4 separate regions of the Homo sapiens genome follow, and regions 1, 3 and 4 are each linked to region 2. Evidence: chromatin contacts called from ENCODE Hi-C or POLR2A ChIA-PET data. All regions are on one chromosome and are shown on one strand. Each heading gives the region's core, a stretch centred on a gene start or an enhancer-like site at or near the end of the contact. The rest is flanking DNA. Distances are from core to core; before and after follow the strand shown.

Region 1 (3,466 bases), core at 733-3,232, 590 kb after region 2:
GTCTACTCAACAGTGGCACTGGGAGAACTGAATAACCACATACAAAGAATGAATTTGGACCCCTATTTCACAACATATACAAAAATTAAGTCAAAACAGAGCAGAAACTTAAATGTAAGAGCTAAAATTATAAACTCTTAGAATAAAACACAGGAGTAAGACTTCATGGCAATGGCTTCTTAGATATGACCCCAAACCAAAAGGGTTGGAAAAAAAATAGAGAAACAGATTTCATCAAAATTTAAAACTCTGTGCTACAAATGTTATCATCAAGAAAGTCAGGGCCAGGCACAGTGGCTCATGCCTATACAAATCCCAGCACTTTGGGAGGCCGAGGTGGGTGGATCACCTGAGGTCAGGAGTTCGAGACCAGCTTGGCCAACATGGTAAAACCCCGTATCTACTAAAAATAAAAAAATTAGCTGGGCATGGTGGCAGATGCACCTGTAGTCCCAGCTACTTGGGAGGCTGAGGTAGGAGAATCACTCGAACCCAGGAGCAGAGGTAGCACTGAATCGAGATCGTGCCACTGCGCTCCAGCCTGGGCGACAGAGTGAGACTCCATTTCAAAAAAAAAAAAAAAAAGTTAAGAAGACAATCTACATAATGGGAAAAATATTTTTAAATAATATATCTATTAATATTAAGGTTCTTGTATTCAGATTATATAAAGAACTCTTACAACTCAGTAATAAAGAGACAACCAAATAAAAAACTGACAAAATACTTTAAATTAATATTTCTTCAAAGAAGACATATAAATGGCTAATAAGCACATGAAGAGATGTTCAACATCAATAGTCATTAGGGCAATGTAAGTCAAAATCATAATGAGCTGGCAGTTCACACCCACGTGGATGGCTATAATCAAAGAGACAAACAATAGTGTTAGGGTCTGGAGAAATTGGAACATTTATACATTGCTGGTGGGAATGTAAAATGGCACAGCCACTCTAGAAAACAATTTAATAGTGCCTGAAAATGTTAGTTAGTTAGCATATGACCCAACAATTCCATGCCTAGGTTTAGACCTAAGACAGGTGAAACTGTATGTTCACTCAAAAACTTGTACATGAATGTTCATGGCAGCATTATTCACAATAGCCCCAAAGTGGAAACAATGTAAATGTCCATCAGCTAATGAAGATATAAACAAAATGTGGCATATCCATACAATGGAATGAAGTACTGATACAGGCTACAACATAGATGAACCCTGAAATCATGTTAAGTGAAAGAAGCCAATCACAAAAAGACCACACACTGTATTGTATGATTCTGCTGGTATAAAATGTCTATAAGAGACAAATCCATAGAGACAAAATAGATTAGTGGTCATCTAAGCCGGGCAGGAGGATAGGGAATGAATAAGAATCATTACAGAGTTTCTTTCTGGGATAAAAATGTTCTAAATGTGATTGTGCTGATAGCTGCACAACTCTGTTAATATACTAAAACCTCTGAATTGTACACTTTAAATGTTTGAATTTTATATGAATATATCTCAACATAACAGTCTTTTTAAGTTTTAAAAAGTATGAAAAAAGGGTCAAGAAAAGCAACAAAAACTCTCCCACTAGTATTTGACAGACTTAATAGGCCGATATGGCCTCTGAGTTACACAAGTCTTAACGTTTCCTTCTTTTCTTCTAACCACATCCTGTAGTCTAGAACTCCTGGGTTTCAAGCTTTCAATAATTCTATGCCACAGAAACCCTTTTTTGGTGAGGATTCTAGGAAATGCAATAAACCTAGTCACATACCAAGAAAAATGTATTGGAACACAGAACCACAAAAAATTCTCATCCCCATATCTGGGAAACATAAACATCCAATCTAGGTGTTTCACAGCCATCACAAGAGCAAAAAGTATCATCCTTCCCCAGTTGCTTACCTACATACAGGCCTAAAAGAAAAGCAAAAGATGTTCTCTAATCTGATCTATGACCTTAAAAAAATATTCTCCTGCAGTCTATGGCCTTACATTTCCAGTCATTTATTATAAGTGTTTAAAAACCAGTTCTGGATTGGAAGTGCTCCAGAAAAGGTCTTTGGCCAACTTTAACCTATTTTCACTTGACTCTTTTCCATGAGTACTTTAACTTTCTTTTCATTTCTGACAAGATAAAAATTTAAAAGACTATCGTTAGCATTTGTTAACACAGTTGCTATATGCTATCACAGAGGAGGTATACAAAAATCTCCATTATTTCCATGTTTAAAAAATAAATACATTAATAAGCTACTTTTGCTGCTTCATCTCCTGAACTACAGTGCCCTCTGCTGCTCAATGCTGATGAAGGCCATTCTCTCAGTTGAATGAAAGGGAACCAACCCTCTTCTCTAGTAACTCTGGAAAGCTACCTTTGGAAAAAAAGGACTCCTTCATTAAAAAATACAGAAGAATTTAAGTTACATAAAAACTTCATCTGAATGGATTTAAGAAAATATGCACAATACATATTTCATAAAACATCTGTCCAAGAAAGAATTATACCTTAAACACACACCTTTAAAAATGTCCTTTGCAGGATGAGCACTCTTGGAGCCATGAGTTAAAGCCCTTACTATATACCCAATGAGTGAGTGTATGCAGAAGGAGCCTAGGTGCGCGGTGAAGCAGTGGATGTCCACATCCAACCATGACACACCAGGCAGCCAGGTCCTGTCCACAAAGGGAGCCCCAGTGCCAAGCACACAGCAGCTATACTATGAGATCCCAGAACTCTTTAGTCCTTGCCTACAGTTCTCAGAGCCCCTCACTCATTCACTTAATGCAAACATCTAAGAGAGCACCTGCCTACCATATACAGGCACTGTGGTACTTGCTGGAGGTACAAAGATGCACATATGTCTTAGTTGCTGCCCTCAATGAACCCACTCTAAGAGGAGGAAAATTAACAAATACATACAATTAAATGGGCAATGATAAAATCTGCTTAGCGTAGCGAGGCAAGGCAGAGGAAGGAGGAGTCAATTCTACCAGGAGTACAGGAATTAAGAAAGACTTCACAGAAGAGATGCCCTTTAAACAGTCTTAAAAGACACACAATGCTTACCAGATGAGTAATGGGGGAGGACACAGTTTGAAAAAGATGCCAAGGAATACAGTGCTATGTTATGTGCAGTCCTGTGAGAATCAGGGCTGCCACACATGCTTGTGTAGGTTGCAAGGATATTATCTATCTACAGTGTGGCAGCCCTGCTCAAGGGTAGGTATAAAGTCTTATTTCTCTAATCTTGCTCCTCCAGTGTTTCTTCTTGGTGTCCTCTTTCTCTCAGCAGGGCTCAAAGTTGCTTTCTAGCATCTAAACTTATGTTATCTTGTAGAAAGTCAGACACACTAGGACCAGGAATTCCCTCCACTCTGTGAAAATGCTTTGGCCTTACTTCCCCTCAGGAGGCAAGCTATACCCAGCCAAGTGTGGATTGAGTACTGACTGGGGCATCAGTGGTGACATGGTGG
Region 2 (3,551 bases), core at 855-3,354:
ATCGCCCAGTAATGTAAAATTAAAACAAATGTTTTTGTAATTCAGTAAGTTACACTATGAATCTCACTATGGACACTAATAAAGTTTGATTTTTTAATGCAAAAACAAGTATTCAAAACAATTAAAAGAAAGGGGTTAAAATTAGGTAGGCTGGTATCTTCTTTGGAATTTTCACCTCAAATTTTATTAACACCACAATGCAAAATCACCACAAATATTTTATGACAAATAAAAACAGAAATGTCACCTAACTCTGTCAATAGGATTGATTATCATGCACAGTTGAAAGCAACTTCCATGGAAACATAAGCTACAGAGTAAAAGAAAACGTAAGTCACTAAAAGCTATGTATGCAGCAAAAAGACACTTTACTTTCCTTAGTTTATCTCTACGTGTGTGCTGCAGGTAGTTAATACACTTCATCTCCAAACCCTTCAAATTGTGTCCTTGCCCAGACATAAACTGCGCAAACAGATGACAAAGGGAAATGCAGTTTCACAATTGCCTCTTACATAGAGTAGCAAGATGGTATATTTCACTAGATTACTGCATAAGTTGATAACACCATCAGACATTTTCACAGTACTTGGAAGATTTCTGTAGGTCCAATAAAATTTCAGATACCACCACTGCCAACTCTCTTTACTGTGGCACGTTCTGCCCTCCCACCAGTTATCAGCCACAGGAAGGGTGGGTGCAGCCTGTCAATTTGCTTTGCTGCTCCCTGTCCTGATAACTCCTTGATTTTCAGAAAGCAATGTTTTCATTTGCTCCAAACTTGAGCGAGCCGAATGAGCTGGTCTTGCCTAAGGCTCTGCTCTTCTTAGCTCATCAACTATTTTTTTTTGCACTTCATGTCATGAAAAATATTTTTACATTGCGAACCAAAATGTAACATTAGAATGAAACTAACACAAACTCGGGAGTTCCTAATATTACTTCTTGAGTTTAAAATGCTCAAAACAATCGCTGGCTTTCTTCCGCTAACACTGTGCAAGCAAAACCAAGCAAACTGCCCAAAAGAACTTCCACAGTACTCGAGGCCTGCCTACTGCAGCAAGGAAAAAGATTAAATCGTGTGGAACTGTAATCTCTGAGCTTTTGAGCCTAAGAAAGCGGAAATCTGCATTTATGTTCAGAAATCTACTCTATTTTTCTTTGTGACTGAGTGACCGGATATTAGGAGATTTTGCACCCTCGAAGTGTAAACATTTGTAAGAGCCAACTAACTGTATACGGATCAGAAGAACCCTATTAAATAATCTCTGTTCACCCTCTGTTCGCCGCCTGGGATTTTTAAGAAAATGTTCTCACATTTCACATAATCCCTATCTGTGTTTAAGATACAATAGAAATCTTACAGGGAGTCTGTTAACCAGACTAGGCTACACATAAGAGTATGCCCTACCCCGGCAGGTACAAGGCCCTAATGCCAGACCAATCCTGGAAGAGGTGACAGCCCCAAGTTCAACTGAGGATGTCTGAGCACAGCTCCCCCTGCACATTAGGGATCACCTCTCCATTCTTTCCACATGCCATTTGCATCCAATCCCCGCTCAACCACCCCAAGCACCCATGCTCCAGTGGTTCCTGTTAGCAGTGGGCTTCCTCCTTCCACCACCACTCCCCCAGGGAGAAAATAGAATCCAAGGACGGCTGAGGGTGGGCGATGAGCGCCCTTCTCCCACCTACCTTGATGATGCTGCTCCGGCGGGGCAGGCCGCCCGGCTTGCTCTCCCGGGGGAGGGTACAGACGACCGCGCTGGGGGTCGGGGCGAGCGCAACGCCGCGGGGTCCCCTGGTAGGGCTAGCCCGGGCTTCGTCCCCGGACACGCCGAGGCTGCAGTCTCCGTTGGAAACCCCGCCGCTGTCATAGCGCGCCCGCCCGTGGCCGAGGCGACCTCCCCCGCCACCGCCTTCCCCCACTCCGGCTTTCAGGGCGCCCTTGGCGCCGAGGGCCGGGCCCGGGGAGGTGGGCAGGGCCCCGCCGGCGGCGCCCCCCCGGCCGCACTCCGCCATGGGCGCCCCGCGACCCGCCTGCACAAAGCCGCGTCCTCGCGTCCCCGCGTCCCCGCCGCCGCCTCGGGCCGCCGCGCGCGGCCCCTCCTCCTCTCCTCCCGCCGCCGCCTCGGCCGCTTCTTCCGCTTTTTTTTTTTTTTAATTTAGATGTGATGTTTGTTTCGAGCTCTCGCCTTGCGCACGGTTAAAGTCGCGGCGGCAGAATTATCGGAAGATTCCTGCAGGGGAAAGAAGAGAGAGACGAGTCAGCTCCGGCGCCGGCGGAGCCCCGGCTCTCGGCACCTGGGGAAGGAAAACACGCCCCAACACACGCGCCTCTGCGGGCGCCAAAAATAACCCGCGCGGGCCGGGCGCCCACCCCGGGGCAACCCGCGCCCACCTCAGGGGCCCCAGGCACCCACCCCGAGGTAACGGGGCGCCCACGTCAGGGGCTCGGGGCGCGCTTCCCCGGGGCTCAGAGCAACTGGGGTCGGAGCACCCGCCACGCAGGAAAAGGCGCCCACCTCCGGCGAAGGGCGAGGGGAAGTGGCGGCCGCCCCGACACTCTCTGGACACGCGGAGGCGGCTCCCGAGGATCTCCCGGCCCCGGGCGGGCGGGGGGCGACGCGTGGGTCTCTCCGGACCCTAACTCCCCAGAGGCTGCCGCGTGCCGAGCTCTGTCACGTCCCCTCAGAGCCCCGTTAAGGCCCGCGGCGCCGAGAGGAAGCCCACGGCGGGCAGGGGCGGCCGGGTATGACAATCGCCGTGCGGCCCCGGGGCAGCTCCCGGAGGGGGCAGCCCAGACCCACCCCACCCGCCGGCTGCTGTCTCCTCCCGAGCTCGGCGCTGCCCCCTACAGGCCGCGTGGTCCCTCCTCGGTCGCCCCCTGACCCACCATGAGCCGCCTAGCTCCCTGTCGAGATTGCCGCCGTCGCGGCTGCTGTCACCGAGGCCGGGTCATCGGGCCGCGGGGACCTCAAAGCCGAGTGGACGGGAGCCCCAAGTCATTGCCTATCCTTCGCCTCCCCAGAGCTGCTGCAACTGTCAGTCACCCACCCGGAACCCCGAGGGGCAACTACCAAGTAGGCCTCGGGGCCCGGAACAAGGGTCCCGGGGCTCAGGATCTCGGCCGCTGCGCCTCACTCCTGCCCCAGCCCCGCGCACGGAACTCGTTTCCTTCCCACCCAGTTCGGGACACTCCTCTCTGACTTCCCCAGTAGGTCAGACTCATTTCATACACTGGGACCAATTCCTTTCCCTTGGGCTCCTGATTGATTCAACTAGTTGGAAGGATGCTGAGGCAGGGGTGAAGGCTGGGGTGGCTGGCAGGCTATGAGGGGCAGAGGACATCAGCAGAGCCTATTTCGTGCCCTCTGAGTCTCCACACACAGATTTATCATTGAGACCTTCCCGATTCCCCTACCAGGGATGCCGGCTGGCCCTGCCGGCCTGCGGGGCCCAGCCTAAGTCAGGCTCATCTTTTGGGACAGGATCTCACTTGCAGCGCTACAGCCAGTCCCTCTTCTGGTTCTCACGCACCCACTTAAGGCGGA
Region 3 (3,884 bases), core at 1,385-3,884, 570 kb after region 2:
ATTCCTCAAGAGAGTTTGGCCCTAGTGTCAGGCTAACAGTTCCTAAAGGTCTTGTTTTTTCTCCCTTGCTTCTCTACACCCTGCTGATTCTGGCAAAAATCAGTCTACAGTGGAGGGTGTTAAGTTAGCAGCAGCTTGAAATCACTGAGGAAGCTATACAAAATCCTGATGCCGGGGCTCGCCTGCAGAGCTTGTGAATGAATGATCTGGGGAGTGGCGTGGGCATCAGGATTTTTAAAAGCTCCCAGAGGACTCTAGGTGCAGCCAAAGTTGAATACCACTGGCCACAGGGTCTCTGTCAGTTGAAACACAGCTTGTGAAATAAAATGCTTTCTACAAGTGGTAAATAATAAAGGCCCTAAAATCCATTCTCAACATCCTGCATGTACATTTCAAGTGGAGGCATTTCTGAAGGAAATGTTAAGTTCCCTGTGATTGCCAATAGGGTAAAAAGCCATCATTTGCACTGACCAGGTCCCACGGACAGTAAAAGCCACAAAGACATACAGGGTTTGGCATGAGGAAGCTTGTGCACTTGGCAGTTAAGTCTGTGAGGCTGCAGCTGTCACAGTGGGTTTGCAGGGGAGTCCTGCAAACCCACTGTGATCAGGTGGTTATCAGGTGATTGAAATGTGGCATTCCTACGATGTTGTGGCTGAATCCAGATTCTTTCACTGGGAAGCTGTTTTCAACTACTTCACCTGCAGAGGCTCAGGAGAGGGTAGTGGGTGAAGTTTAGCACCACTGGCAGGGCAATGATGGGAGGAAGAAGAATTCTTATCTAATCTGCTTAAAGAAAGGCAGGTGCATTGCTCTGAAGTGCATATAGCCACAAGGTCAAAATACTGACACATGGAAAGCCTGAGGAAATCTATGTTAATGAAGTAGTAACACTGTTTTGGGCTTGGTGTAGTGGAAAAGCCCAGCTGGGCTTTGGAATCAGACAGAGCTGGTGAGGATGCTAACTAGACCCAGTCTACATGTGTAACCTCCTCAGTTTCTTCACAGCTCTGAGCATCAATCGCCTCAAGTGTGAAATGGGGTGAAATGGCACCCACCTCTTTGGATTTTTGTGAGGATTAATAAGATGTGAATAAAGTGCTTGGTCCATGGTAAGTACTCTGTGGGTAGCAGTTAATCACATGCTGATAGGTAATCAATGTGGCAGATACTGTTAGTGCCCACCCAATATCCATGGAAGTATATCCTCTACTCCCCAGCTTCTCTTGCAGTTTGGGGCCATGAGACTGGTTCTGGCAATGAGACAGGAGCAGGTCTGATAAAAGCTTCAGGGACTCCCAGCCCATCATCTCCAACACCCTCAGCACAGTTCAAGATGGACCATGAGGCTGGGTGTGGTGGCTCACGCCTATAGTCCCAGCACTTTGGGAGGCTGAGACAGAAGGATCGCTTGAGCTCAGGAGTTCGAGACCAGCCTGGGCAACATAGCAAGAACTTGCCTCTGCAAAAAAAAAAAAAAAAAATCCGCTGGGTGTGGTGGTACATGTACCAGCTACTTGGGAGGCTAAAGTGAGAGAATTGCTTGAGCCCAGGAGGTCGAGGGTGCAGTGAGCTGTGGGCACACCACTGCACTCCAGCCTGGACAATAGAACAAGACCCTGTCAAAAAAAAAAAAAAGATGGATCTTGACATGGGCGTTAAATAAACCTTTGCTAAGGTGAGCCACTGAGATTTTGAGATTTATTGGCTACTGAAGCGTAGTATATCCCATCTTAACAGAAATACTGTAATAATATTTATAAAGTCTTAAATTATTTATCAATGGTTTATAAGTAACAAAAAGGTAAACATTAGTCAAATGCCTGTCAGATTTTTTCAGATCTCCAGGTTGACCATGCTTCACTAGAGTTGCTGATGCTTGATGGGAGCAGCTTCCAAAAACATTAGCAGGAGGTATTCTAATTTATTTCTTATGAAGCACATTTTATCAGTACTCTAAACATATTCATCATGGCCCTCTCTAAACCACAAAATCGTTCAGGAATAGCTCTCAGGTGTAGACAGTGCTTATTAGTAGGAATAGGTTGACCCCAAACTCACGACTCGTGCAACCCACTCTAGCTGAGCTCCTAGCTGGCATAGGGGCACTGTGCTGCAGGGAGCACACAGTCTGGGCTCTGTCCTGCTAGGGCTCACAGCAGCCTAAGATTGAAGATCAAGTCCTGAAAGGACTGGCAAGACGGGAAGGGTGAGGATGACTGGTGTGTGTGGCCAGGAGAAGCTCGGCACTGACTCCCAGTTGTTGCCACAGATCTTGTTTCCAAGAGCCCTGCTGGAAGTGCTGGAGGCCAACTGCGTGAGTAGTGCAGGGTGGGCCCCTGGTGATTAGTGCTCTGCCTGCACTATGACCCGCCAAAACCACTGATGCAGCTTCCCAGGAGAGGCTGGGTTTCCTGTACCTGGCTCCTAGAGTTTTGAACAGGGAAGTGTGTGGACATGAGATCTAAGGACAAGACCCAATGAGCCTTTGGCTAGGTTTCTGAGGCAGCTGTTGCCAGAGAAGGAAGCAAAGTGATGTTCACCACAGGTTCCTGTTGATAACAATCGTTTCAGTGGCTAGACTAAGAAAATGAACCCTGGCTGCAGATGAATGGCTCTCTGAACCTGGCTGGTGCTTGCTTCCCCAGCCCTTGCACAACAGCGGCATGTCCCTCCAGCAGAGGAAGCCAGGCTACGGGAGAGACCTGTGCATTTATGTGGGGATGAGGGGATCAAATGATTTGTTAAACAGATACACATTTTAAAATTCCTACACAACTGTGCTAGGTGCTGAGAAGACAGCAATGCAGAAGGGCCTCGTGAACCATGGTAAGGATTCTGGTCCTTGTTGTAAGGCTTAATAGGAGGCCACTGATGACATCAGATTTGCATTTTTTTAAAACGTCTTTCTGGCTGCTGAATGAGGAAAATGCAGGGATCCCAGAGATGCTGCAGAGGCTAGTGCTTTAGTCTAGGTGGGGGCTGCTGGCTTGAATCTTAGCAAAGAAGGGGATAGATTTGAGAGTTATTCAGAAGCAAAAGTGACTGGATTTTGCAAATGATTGGGGAATGAGGGAGGTATTGAAGCTACCAACCCTGTCCTTATCAAAGGCATTTCCTCAGAGTAATAAATACTCCAGTGATATTGCCTGGAACTTTTCCAGAACCTCTTGCATGGATTAGTTTTCAGAGTTTGACACATTCAACATTAGACAAAGTCACTAAAAGTGAAGTCTTTATACCTTTCTTAACACCCAAAGAGGCCAGGTCAAGAGTTCAAGACCAGCCTGGCCAACATGGTGAAACCCTGTCTCTATTAAAAATACAAAAATTAGGCGTGGTGGCATGTGCCTGTAATCCCCAGCTACTCGGGAAGCTGAGGCAGGACAATCACTTGAACCCGGGAGGCAGATAGTTGCAGTGAGCTGAGATCATGCCACTGCACTCCAGCCTAGGTGACAGAGCAAGACTCCGTTTGAAAAAAATATATAAAATATATAATATTTTTAAAAAAAGACCCAAAGAACTACATCTTTCTTTTTGGGAGGGAGGGAGGGAGTTGTGTGGCAACAGAAAGCAGCAGCTCTTGGGGAGGTGCCATGGTATGCATGTGGGAGTACAAAGGGAACCAACTGTCTTGGTTCTGACGGGCAGAGTGGGAATTCTCCCAGATGATTTTTTTTTTTTTTTTTTTTTTTGGAGACTGAGTTTCGCTCTTGTTGCCCAGGCTGGAGTGCAATGGCACAATTTCGGCTCACCACAACCTCCACCTCCCAGGTTCAAGCAATTCTCTTGCCTCAGCCTGCCGAGTAGCTGGGATTACAGGCATGCACCACCACGCCCGGCTAATTTTTACATTATTAGTAAAGACAGTGTTTCTCCAT
Region 4 (3,821 bases), core at 307-2,806, 510 kb before region 2:
AGCCACACTGGCAGCTGATTAGATGGTGCCCATCCAGAGTGAGGATGGGGCTGCCTCTCTGAGTCCACTGACTCAAATTTTAATCTCCTTTGGCAACACCCTCACAGACACACCCAGGAACAATACTTTGCATCCCTCAGTCCAATCAAGTTGACACTCAATATTAACCATCACAGGAGGGTTCCATATCTTATTCTCTTGAAGACTCTCCCATGGCTCTCTCCACATTTAGATTAAGTCTCCTTGTCATTTCTATATAAATTTTCTGGCAAATACTTAGCTTGTGAGGTAAGGCGGTTAGTCTTATTTTAAGTCCACCAAATTATTTAATTGTAAAAGCTGAATAGCTTGTATAAATTTAGTTTACATCTTTATAAGGTACTATATGATCTAAAATATATGATTTTCATTTCAGTCTATGAGGAATTTCCTAATAATATAAAAGAAGTACAGCCCAGATAAGGTTATAAAGTGTTACTTGTTTTCTAGCTTTGTGATAAGAATTTTTGAAAAAATGTATATTTATGGAGCATCGCTATGTTCCATAATTGCCCTTTGCACTGTGGGGGACAGAGTGGAGTGGTGAATAACACAGATAGGATGCTGCCATCACAGGTTGTATATTTTAGTGTGGTGTCGGGGAGAGTGGTGAGACAGTAAGCATGTATAGATAAAGAGAATAATTACAGAGGGTGATCATTTTTCTGAAGAAATAAGGCAGAGTAACTAGATAGCTAGAAGGAGAGTAGCCAGTGGGATGGCTACTTTAGGAATAGTGATTGGAGAAGACATCTTTGAGAAGATGACATTTGAGCTGAGATGTGAAAAAATTTAAAGGCCAGACATCTGAAGAACTAGGGCAAGAACATGTAGACAGAGGGAGTAGCTAGGGCAAGGTTAGTTTCTCAATGAAAATGAGCTCAGTGTTTAGAGGAGCAAAAAGAAGTCAGTTCGGCTAGAGCAAGTGCTTTAGAGAAGGAAATCTGAGAGGAGAGCAAAGGCCAGGACAGTCTTGTAGACCACAGTAAAAAGTAAAGATTTATTCTGATTGCAATAGGAAGCTTTTGGAGGACATTGAGCAGTGGCATGATACCTACAAAGATAATTATGGCTGCTGTGCAGTGGGGCAAAGGTGGATGTAAGAATGGAAGCTGGAAAAGCAACTAGGAGTCTATTGGAGTATTTCAAGTTAGGTAATGTTAGCGATTTATTAGACTAAAAATGTAGTAATAAAGACAGGAGTAGGTAGATGGGTTGGGGATATGTATTTTATGTTTCAAAATACAAATTAGGGGATCATTATGTGTAGTTTTCTCACATTCATAAGTTTCTGTTCCGTTTTTACTGCTCTGTTTCAGATCCTTTTTACCTCCTGCCCACAGTCACTTACTTGTTTAATTGTTTTCTTGGGATCTAGTGTTTTTCCACTTCCAGTCCATTCCATGTGTTAACAGCCTAATCACTCTACTCAAAGCAGATTTATAATCACTCTATTTGCCTAATCCAGAACTTTCTATGACTCCCTGTGCCCTGAAGAAGAATGGACTTACTCAGTTTCTCTAATACATACCCAGTTCCCTTTTAGACAAGTGCTTCTGGCATTATTCAATGAACAGGTTTTGTGCTTTCCATTTTCAATGTTTTGGAATCTTTCATGCTCTCCTCTGCTGGAATGCTGCTTCCCTCTGCTTCCTGTTAGATTCCTAACAGCTAACCATTCAAGGCCTGAGTTCATCACCCAAGTTTATGAAACATTTTCCAGTCTTGGCAATTGGAAATCATTTGTGCCTAGTCTGTGTTCTATAGAATTTTCTTAATAACTTTTTAATATTATTTAATTTTGTTTGGTCTTTTATTTATTTAGGTCCATCTGTCAGTGTATTCAATACATTTATATTGATCTCCTTAGTGTACCAGGCACTAGAGATGCCAAGATAAATGTGATATGGACCCTTAAGAAGCTTACAGAGAAAACAGGAAAAAAAAATTACAATGCAGGATTATTGGTGTCATTAAGAGAAGCAGTATGTACAAGAGCTCTTGTGTTAGCCCAGATCTTACCTTTCAAACCTAGTAGTAAACCCTTTGAAGGCATGGACCTAGTCTTGTTTTTGTCTCACTGGTTATCACCAAGTTGATGCTTAATAAATGATCATTGATTGTGAATCTTATCACTGATGATCAGTGTTGTTCAATTTTAGTAATTATCTCAAACATCTTTAAATTTTCACAGACATAAGCACACTTCAAAAAATAATATTATCAACTTTCTAGTATGAGTTTAAACAAGATAATTTGATTTCATGAGCTGTGATTCTGCCATCATTATTTAATTTATTTGATCTGGATACGTCACTGTATTAAATATTATCTTCCTCTTCAGCCAATTTTAATATTCCTTTATGTCACCCTTTTTTGCCTCAAAGCGTTTTGCAATCATTTCAATTAATTGTTCTTTATCTTAACCTAATGAGGTTGTTACTATTCCCATTTTTATTACTGAAAAAACTGATAATCAAAAGGTAAATCAAGGAATTTCCATTTACAGCATTCTAATTTAGAACTTGAATTGTCTATTCTGAACAAATGTTGCCATGTTTCAAAAGCTGTAACATTAAAAGAAATTCAGTATTATTTAAAATGGTGGAAATAGTGAGTTCACGATAAAATATCATTTCCATATTAGATGCCAAAGAAGTATGTTATTTGGTCTATCAAGGTCTATTCTAAAAATATATATGCAGCATCTATAACATCATTTGCAGATTAACATATTTATAAGCTATTGCCAAATAGTCTCATCTTTTCTTCAAATGTGTTTTCCCTCTCTTGAATTAAATGATTAAATTTCTTTAACTGACTTTTATAATTGTAACTTTGACCATATTTAAAAGTTTATCTGATTGCCTATTGATATGCTGTTATCATCTTCAATATTTGATCTTTTGTATTTCTAGTTATTGTAGTTAACATTTTAGGTAGCTCATTCATAATTTAATTATTCTTTTTCTTACTTGTATCTCCATGGTGAGTTTTTAAAGATGCAGCTTTCTTGGGCCAGGTGTGTTGGCTCATGCCTTCAATCCCAGCACTCTGGGAGGCCAAGGCAGGAGGATCACTTGAGCCCAGGAATTTGAGACCAGCCTGGGCAACATGGCAAAACCGTCTCCACAGAAAACACAGAAATTAGCCATTAGCCAGACATGGTGGCACACACCTGTAGTCCCATCTACTTGGCAGGCTGCAGTTGGGGGATCTCTTGATCCCAGGAGGTTGAGACTGCAGTAAGCTGTGGTCATGCCAGTGCACTCCAGCCTGGGTAAAAGAGTGAGATCCTGTCTTAAAAAAAAGTAACTTTCTCATCTTAATGTTTCCTTTTGTTTATAGTGTATATGTATGCCATGCTTCAAACATAATCTATTTAAGCAAATTTTGTCTTCTCAGTTTTTTAAGTCTTATAATTTGATATTTTGCAAGCAAACTTTGTCTCCTCAATTAAAACACACCTTATTTGATATTTTCTGGATTCATTAATAATTGCTTGCAAGAGAAAAGGAGCAGGTAGGGAAGTAAAAAAAAATTCTTTAAATTCTTTTTTAAAAATTATAGATATGTGCTGTACTGTTTGGTAGATACCAGGCATATGTGGCTGTTTAAATATAAATTTAAATAAAATTAAAAATTTTAGTCATCACAGTAGCTATAGCTGATAATGGCTACTGTATATACTGTACTGGACAACTCTTACAGAGGATACTTCCATTCTTACAGAAAGTTCTTTGGACAGTGCTGTATAGATAATTCATTATTATGCTCGCCCC

The links. A loop is a pair of places that touch in the nucleus more often than their neighbours do. ChIA-PET counts read pairs that join two places held with the same protein, here RNA polymerase II (POLR2A). Pooled maps may share reads with other maps.
Region 1: a map of CD4-positive, alpha-beta T cell shows a loop between it and region 2 (2.5-fold over the local background). The contact joins the enhancer-like site here to the promoter of PLCL2 in region 2. A Hi-C loop is called at or near these places in 5 of 168 maps with a recorded cell type or tissue (CD4-positive, alpha-beta T cell, CD8-positive, alpha-beta T cell, GM12878 and 2 more), 2 of 37 single-sample maps with no recorded cell type and 13 of 50 pooled maps. POLR2A ChIA-PET finds 5 or more read pairs at or near these places in 1 of 52 experiments (activated naive CD4-positive, alpha-beta T cell).
Region 3: a map of CD8-positive, alpha-beta T cell shows a loop between it and region 2 (2.3-fold over the local background). The contact joins the enhancer-like site here to the promoter of PLCL2 in region 2. A Hi-C loop is called at or near these places in 3 of 168 maps with a recorded cell type or tissue (CD8-positive, alpha-beta T cell, naive thymus-derived CD4-positive, alpha-beta T cell and natural killer cell), 1 of 37 single-sample maps with no recorded cell type and 9 of 50 pooled maps. POLR2A ChIA-PET finds 5 or more read pairs at or near these places in 1 of 52 experiments (T-cell).
Region 4: a loop to region 2 is called in a pooled map, with 4 times the contacts of the local background. The contact joins the enhancer-like site here to the promoter of PLCL2 in region 2. A Hi-C loop is called at or near these places in 4 of 37 single-sample maps with no recorded cell type and 4 of 50 pooled maps.

The regions. Positions count from the first base shown.
Region 1 is chr3:16,289,312-16,292,777 of GRCh38, reverse strand. All of the region lies in intron 5 of OXNAD1 (oxidoreductase NAD binding domain containing 1), which reads right to left. Among named protein-coding and RNA genes, the nearest start is that of OXNAD1, 26 kb to the right of the region's middle. Within about 2 kb of position 1,982, at least 7 of the 41 ENCODE cell types and tissues checked have a DNase peak (open chromatin) inside an H3K27ac peak, as active enhancers do; they include CD4-positive, alpha-beta T cell, CD8-positive, alpha-beta T cell, GM12878 and 1 more, where a contact is called at or near this core.
Region 2 is chr3:16,883,508-16,887,058 of GRCh38, reverse strand. PLCL2 (phospholipase C like 2) reads right to left here and starts at 2,104. Exons shown (of 6, transcript NM_001144382.2): 1 at 1,693-2,104. The coding sequence starts at 2,019. It overlaps LOC105376972 (a long non-coding RNA gene), which reads left to right and starts at 2,717. Exons shown (of 3, transcript XR_002959616.2): 1 at 2,717-3,214; 2 at 3,489-3,551. RefSeq lists enhancers at 1,254-1,753, 1,754-2,249, 3,252-3,551 and silencers at 1,742-2,071, 2,282-2,951.
Region 3 is chr3:16,310,806-16,314,689 of GRCh38, reverse strand. It overlaps a transcript of OXNAD1 not described here. Among named protein-coding and RNA genes, the nearest start is that of OXNAD1, 48 kb to the right of the region's middle. Within about 2 kb of position 2,634, at least 12 of the 41 ENCODE cell types and tissues checked have a DNase peak (open chromatin) inside an H3K27ac peak, as active enhancers do; they include CD8-positive, alpha-beta T cell and natural killer cell, where a contact is called at or near this core.
Region 4 is chr3:17,396,911-17,400,731 of GRCh38, reverse strand. All of the region lies in intron 8 of TBC1D5 (TBC1 domain family member 5), which reads left to right. Among named protein-coding and RNA genes, the nearest start is that of TBC1D5, 340 kb to the left of the region's middle. Within about 2 kb of position 1,556, at least 3 of the 41 ENCODE cell types and tissues checked have a DNase peak (open chromatin) inside an H3K27ac peak, as active enhancers do.